Linked DNA regions of Homo sapiens: region 1 is linked to region 2. Evidence: chromatin contacts called from ENCODE Hi-C or POLR2A ChIA-PET data. All regions are on one chromosome and are shown on one strand. The core of a region is the stretch at or near the end of the contact, and the rest is flanking DNA. Distances in the headings are between cores, read along the strand shown. Region 1 overlaps RABL3 (RAB, member of RAS oncogene family like 3). Region 2 overlaps FSTL1 (follistatin like 1).

Region 1 (3,278 bases), core at 345-2,844, 300 kb after region 2:
ATTAAACTCCTAATTGTTTCCTTCTCCAAATATTTCCACTTTTCTCCTGGAATCTTACTCCATGGTTACAAAATTCCATTATACCCTATCCTCAATCTCATTCTATTAACAAATCTCCGCCTCTACCTTGAAAACACAACTTCTCCTTATGTCCTCTCAGATAGATGCTGTTCACTTTTCAATATTCTAATTACCTTGGAGTTCAGAAAATAGGAAATGCCTTGCTAACACTCCAAAGCTACTTCTAGTGCATTACTCCTCTACCCTTATATTAAAAATCTGCCTTCTTTAGATGCTCTGGACCATCAGCTATACTCCCCTCCCTCCTTGTCTTATCGTTAATATGTACTAGCTTCCTATTAGCATCTCATTCTTAGTCTTATACCTCTGCTCTATAAGTCCTGTCATTAAACACTTTGATATCCACTTGGCAATATGATTGCACTCCTTACCCAGTATTTCTCAAGGCATTATTCACCTATAAGAGAATCATCAAGATGCTTCTTAAAATGCAGATGCTTGGGCACCAATCAACTCTGAGTCAGAATATCTGGGGGCAAGGCCCAAGAATCAAATAAAAATACTAAGACTGTCAGACTGGTCATCAAAACAAAATTTAGCTATATCTTACTTATAAGAGACATCCCATAGATATTAGGACACAGAAAGATGAAAGTTGAAATATGTAAATAAGGTAAACCACACAAACACTAACTAAAAATAAGTTGGCTTTAACTATTTTAATATCAGACAAAATAGTCTTCGAGGTACAATGTATTACCAGATATAGGGAGGGACATATTAAAATAACAAAATGTTAAATCCTTTAGGAAGTTCAAACAATCATAAATTAGTACTCACCTAGTAATATAATCTCAAAGTATATAAATGAAAAATGGACAGGATTAAAATGAGGAATAGACAAATTCACACTTACTGTTGGAGATTATAATACTTATTCCTTAGCAATTGATGAAAAAAACAGACCAAAAAAACCCACCCAACAGAGATGGAGAAGATTTAACAAATGATTAACACATATTTAGAACACTGCACCCAACAATTACAAAATATACTTTGTTTTCAAGTGCATATGAAATTTTTATCAAAATTGACCATAAAACTGGACGTGGGGAGGGTGGAGCCAGGATGGCCGAATAGGAACAGCTCCAGTCTACAGCTCCCAGCGTGAGCGACACAGAAGACAAATGATTCCTGCATTTCCAACTGAGGTACTGGGTTCATCTCACTGGGGAGTGCCAGACAGTGGGTGCAGGACAGTGGGCACAGCGCACCGAGTGTGAGTCGAAGCAAGGCGAGGCATCGCCTCACCTGGGAAGCGCAAGGGGTCAGGGAATTCCCCTTCCTAGCCAAGGGAAGCGGTGACAGATGGCACCTGGAAAATTGGGTCACTCTCACCCTAATACTGCGCTTTTCCAACGGTCTTAGCAAAAGGCACACCAGAAGATTGTATCTCGCTCCTGGCTCGAAGGGTCCTACGCCCACGAAGCCTCGCTCATTGCTAGCACAGCAGTCTGAGAGCAAACTGCAAGGCAGCAGCCAGGCTGGGGGAGGGGCACCCACCATTGCCAAGGCTTGAGTAGGTAAACAAAGCAGCCAGGAAGCTCGAACTGGGTGGAGCCCACCGCAGCTCAAGGAGGCCTGCCTGCCTCTGTAGACTCCACCTCTGGGGGCAGGGCATAGCCAGAAACCTCTGCAGACTTAAATGTCCCTGTCTGACAGCTTTGAAGAGAGTAGTGGTTCTCCCAGCATGCAGCTTGAGATCTGAGAATGGACAGACTGCCTCCTCAAGTGGGTCCCTGACCCCCGAGTAGCCTAACTGAGAGACACCCCCCAGTAGGGGCAGACTGACACCTCACACGGCCAGGTACTCCTCTGAGACAAAACTTCCAGAGGAACAATCAGGCAGCAACATTTGCTGTTCACCAATATCCGCCATTCTATAGCCTCCGCTGGTGATACCCAGGCAAACAGGGTCTGGAGCGGACCTCCAGCAAACTCCAACAGATCTGCAGCTGAGGGTCCTGACTGTTAGAAGGAAAACTAACAAACAGAAAGGACATCCTCACCAAAACCTCATCTGTACATCACCATCATCAAAGACCAAAGGTAGATAAAACCACAAAGATGGGGAAAAAACAGAGCAGAAAAGCTGAAAATTCTGAAAATCAGAGTGCCTCTCCTCCTCCAAAGGAACGCAGCTCATCACCGACAATGGAGCAAAGCTGGATGGAGAATGACTTTGATGATTTGAGAGAAGAAGGCTTCAGACGATCAAACTACTCAGAGCTAAAGGAGGAAGTTCGAACCCAAGGCAAAGAAGTTAAAAACCTTGGAAAAAGATTAGATGAAAGGCTAACTAGAATAATCAACACAGACAAGTCCTTAAAGGACCTGATGGAGCTGAAAACCACGGCATGAGAACTACGTGACGAATGCACAAGCCTCAGTAGTCGATTCAATCAATTGGAAGAAAGGGTATCAGCGATGGAAGATCAAATGAATGAAATGAAGCGAGAAGATAATTTTAGAGAAAAAAGAATAAAAAGAAAGGAACAAAGCCTCCAAGAAATATGGGACTACGTGAAAAGACCAAATCTATGTCTGACTGGTCTACCTGAAAGTGACAGGGAGAATGGAACCAAGTTGGAAAACACTCTGCAGGATATTATCTAGGAGAACTTCCCCAATCTAGCAAGGCAGGCCAACATTCAAATTCAGGAAATACAGAGAACGCCACAAAGAGACTCCTCGAGAAGAGCAACTCCAAGACACATAATTGTCAGATTCACCAAAGTTGAAATGAAGGAAAAAATGTTAAGGGCAGCCAGAGAGAAAAGTCAGGTTACCCACAAAGGGAAGCACATCAGACTAACAGCTGATCTCTTGGCAGAAACTCTACAAGCCAGAACAGAGTGGGGGCCAATATTCAACATTCTTAAAGAAAAGAATTTTCAACCCAGAATTTCATATCCAGCCAAACTAAGCTTCATAAGCGAAGGAGAAATAAAATACTTTACAGATAAGCAAATGCTGAGAGATTCTGTCACCACCAGGCCTGCCCTAAAAGAGTTCCTGAAGGAAGCACTAAATATGGAAAGGAACAACCGGTACCAGCCACTGCAAAAACATGCCAAAGCGTAAAGACCATCGAGGCTAGGAAGAAACTGCATCAACTAACGAGCAAAATAACCAGCTAACATTATAATGACAGGATCAAATTCACACATAACAATATTAACCTTAAATTGTAAGTG
Region 2 (3,173 bases), core at 666-3,165:
ATAGGGGGAACCATTATGTCTACAGTAGCATATAAACCCTATGCTTATAGTAACATAGAAAAGAAAAACATGTGGAACATGTATCAAATTGTTAACGCTGGTTACTTCAGACTAAGGGATTGAAGGGTTATGGGGGAAGATTATAATTTTATGCTTGTGTAAATGTCTGTACTATTTGACTTATATAAAACAATTCTTATTTTTTAATTAAAAAATCTTATAAAGCTAAATTTTTTTAAAAGAAAAAATATCCATGCTTTAAAAATCAGGAATCTGGAATAAGAATTCCACGTTTTTCAGGGGGATGAAGAATGCTTTTATAAAGAGAATGAAATCATTGGCACTGCCTGCTGATGGGTGGCTCCGCAAGGTACCACATTGGCCTTGGCCACTGTCCTCTGGCTCCCGACATCAGGACTTACCTCAATGCAGAGACAGGTGGGTTCCCCTTTCTCTGTGACTGCACATTCCCGGCCGGCTCCACAAAACACATTGGCACAGATCTTGGATTTGCTCCTTAGCTCTTCCTAAAACATACAATCATAAAGGAAACCGTGTGACTGAGATGAACCCATTATGGAATGAGCCCATAATGAGATTATCTTTCAGGCTTGGGCTTTGCTCTGGAGTCATGGCTCATGGTCTTAAACAGCTAGATGTTGGGTCTTAAACAGCTGTTGGAGACGTTGCCTCCAACAGCTAGTGCCCTACTCCCAGATACTGCTTCAGCCCAGGTTCAGGTACTTCTGAGTCCCTAATATGTTTCTCAAAGAGCAAGAGTTCCTTTCTTGCATGCTTCCTTTCTTCTAAAAATGCTTGTTGAGCACCAATTTTATGCCAACACTACGCTGAGATGGAGATACAAAGGACAGACCCTGTCCTCAGGAAGCTCCATGACTCTCAGAGGAAACTCACAAAGAAAGAGACATTTGGAAAACAACACAGGAAGTGCAAGAACAGGATCACCAGGGAGCTGGAGGGGAGGAAGAGGGTGAGAATTTTTCAAAGGATACTTTCTGAAGATACTAGGTCTTAACTGATTCTTAAAGGGTGAGAGGAGTAAGTCAGGCAGAAATGGAAACATTGTACAGAACTATGACTATCTGAAGGACCCAAACCTGACTGAATGGTGTTCTAGGCATTATCATCTCAAAGGGCAAAAGAAGGATGGCTAAACCATTGGAAACGTGGATTCGCTATTTTTGCTATGGTCCCATTTAGCCCCTACCCATGTCTGCCACTGTCTTCAAGATTAAGAGGGCGAAGCTGCCTGAAAGTAGAACTATTCTCAAATCATTTGCTAGTCAGGCATTCCCCTGTTCAGACGTGTGCAGCAGAACTGACAAGGCAGGGAATGGTCTCAGTGTATGCCACCTGAGAATGTGGGGGTATTGACAGGCACTGATCTGTTGGTGGCTCATCCCTTCCCTCCCATTCACTGGTGGCAGAAAGCCAGCCCCACCTCATTCACCACTCAACCCAGGGGTAGTGGTGGTTGCATGAAGGAGAATGTGATTTCCCCAGCTTCTCATCCTGACTGGCTGGGCAGGCAAAATCACGAAAGACCTCCAGACTCAAGGCTACTGGGCTAGATGCTGTGACAAAACCAACAAAGACTGCAGGAGGCACGATGGGGTCATGGGGCTGGCTGGGGTAAGGCAGGGATGGAACCAGACAGTCCACCCTCCAGGCCATGTCTACCACATTATGCAGAGAACTCACACCCACAAGTCTTGTAACAGTACAATTCTTATAGTTGGTGAATGTTTTATACTCAAGATTAGGGGAAAAAAGCAAAAAGAAAGAAGAGGCTTTCGAGCTGAGGTGCTGTATCCAATACAGCTAGTCTGCTGCCACCCAGAGGCTGCTCTGCAAACTCCAGGTCATTATTTTCTGTCCCAAGCCAGCTTGCTGGTCATGCAGGGCTCCCATTGGTCTAGAAGCCGTTCTCAGCTCACATTTCATTGGTTCACATGCTGTTGATAAACCAATTCTTTTTTGAATGTTGCTAAGGCGAATTCAAGAAAGCTAGCAGGCGGGGAAGAAAGAGGAAGTAATTCCCAGAAGTCCGCGGGGATTGGAGAGCTTTTGTTTTCCTAAACAGAGAGTGGAGATAAAAATCAAGGATATTCTCCAGGCAGGGCCCTCTTGTGGAAACTGTGCCTGACAATGTAAGGCAACACGAAAAAGGAAGAGGAAAAGGTTTTTGCTGACGAGTTGTTCCCATGAGTTATGGACACACAAATGCATAAAAAAGCATGCTCAGACACATGCCTGCACTCAAAGACACCCGCACACAGCTCCACAGGCAAACACCCACAAACCTCCACTCACTAGTCTCTGTCCTTAACTAGTAATTTTCATTCTTTAAGGCTCACATGTCCTCATCTATAAAGTAGGGGTAAATGCCAACCCTGCCCTGCGGAGATTCAGTGAGATACATGTGGAAGTACCAACTGTAAAACAAGCTGCATATGAAACCTGTTATTCATGGGAATGCCTTATAGAGCTACTTGCAGAAAAGCCTGTGGCATGTATGGAACCTCCTTTTAACTTACATTGTTGTTTTTAGTAAGTATTAAAAACGGATTGAATTAAACCAAGTCATTTTTCAGGAATAGTTCTCAAAAATCCATTTGAAGAAACAGATAACTTTTGAGTTATAACAACTAATATTTGAATAGTACAATTTACAAAATGTTTTCATACACATGATTTTGTCTTATAGGGAAACCCTGCAAGAATAGGTATATTATTATTAACCCTATTCCATAGATGAGGAAATTGAAGACCAGAAAGGTCAGATAACTTGCCCAAGTTTCCAAAGCTAGAAATGAGAGGAGCTAGGATTCCAACTCGTATCTTCAACCACTGATAACTAAACTCCCATTTATAAATATCCGGCATCCTACTATTTTTATTATATGTGATTTAAGCTCTTCAATAACTCCTTAAGTTAGACATCATTACTAGCCCCATTTCACAGGTGAGAGAGCAGAGGCTTAAATAACTAGAAAGTGGCAGAGCTAGAATTCTGCCCAAAGGGAAAGCAGTTTATATTTGATTTATTTTCATATCCAGATGACGTAAGGAAATTATGATGGGGGTGTGAGTTGCATAATTAGCAAGTGTCGGGAGAATGTGCGTTAAGAGTGCGTCAGAGATTTAGGTTT

Evidence for each region. A loop is a pair of places that touch in the nucleus more often than their neighbours do. ChIA-PET counts read pairs that join two places held with the same protein, here RNA polymerase II (POLR2A). Pooled maps may share reads with other maps.
Region 1: a pooled map shows a loop between it and region 2 (5-fold over the local background). The contact joins two enhancer-like sites. A Hi-C loop is called at or near these places in 2 of 50 pooled maps. POLR2A ChIA-PET finds 5 or more read pairs at or near these places in 2 of 52 experiments (GM10248 and naive thymus-derived CD4-positive, alpha-beta T cell).

What each region holds. Positions count from the first base shown.
Region 1 is chr3:120,718,080-120,721,357 of GRCh38, forward strand. The region is part of intron 2 of RABL3 (RAB, member of RAS oncogene family like 3); the gene reads right to left. Among named protein-coding and RNA genes, the nearest start is that of RABL3, 23 kb to the right of the region's middle. RefSeq lists enhancers at 1,402-1,961, 1,497-1,646. Within about 2 kb of position 1,595, at least 14 of the 41 ENCODE cell types and tissues checked have a DNase peak (open chromatin) inside an H3K27ac peak, as active enhancers do.
Region 2 is chr3:120,415,501-120,418,673 of GRCh38, forward strand. It overlaps FSTL1 (follistatin like 1), which reads right to left. Exons shown (of 11, transcript NM_007085.5): 3 at 423-527. LOC124900546 (a long non-coding RNA gene) reads right to left here. Exons shown (of 2, transcript XR_007096030.1): 2 at 1,737-3,173. It also overlaps the pseudogene BTNL12P. Among named protein-coding and RNA genes, the nearest start is that of MIR198, 21 kb to the left of the region's middle. RefSeq lists an enhancer at 1,602-1,771. Within about 2 kb of position 1,916, at least 11 of the 41 ENCODE cell types and tissues checked have a DNase peak (open chromatin) inside an H3K27ac peak, as active enhancers do.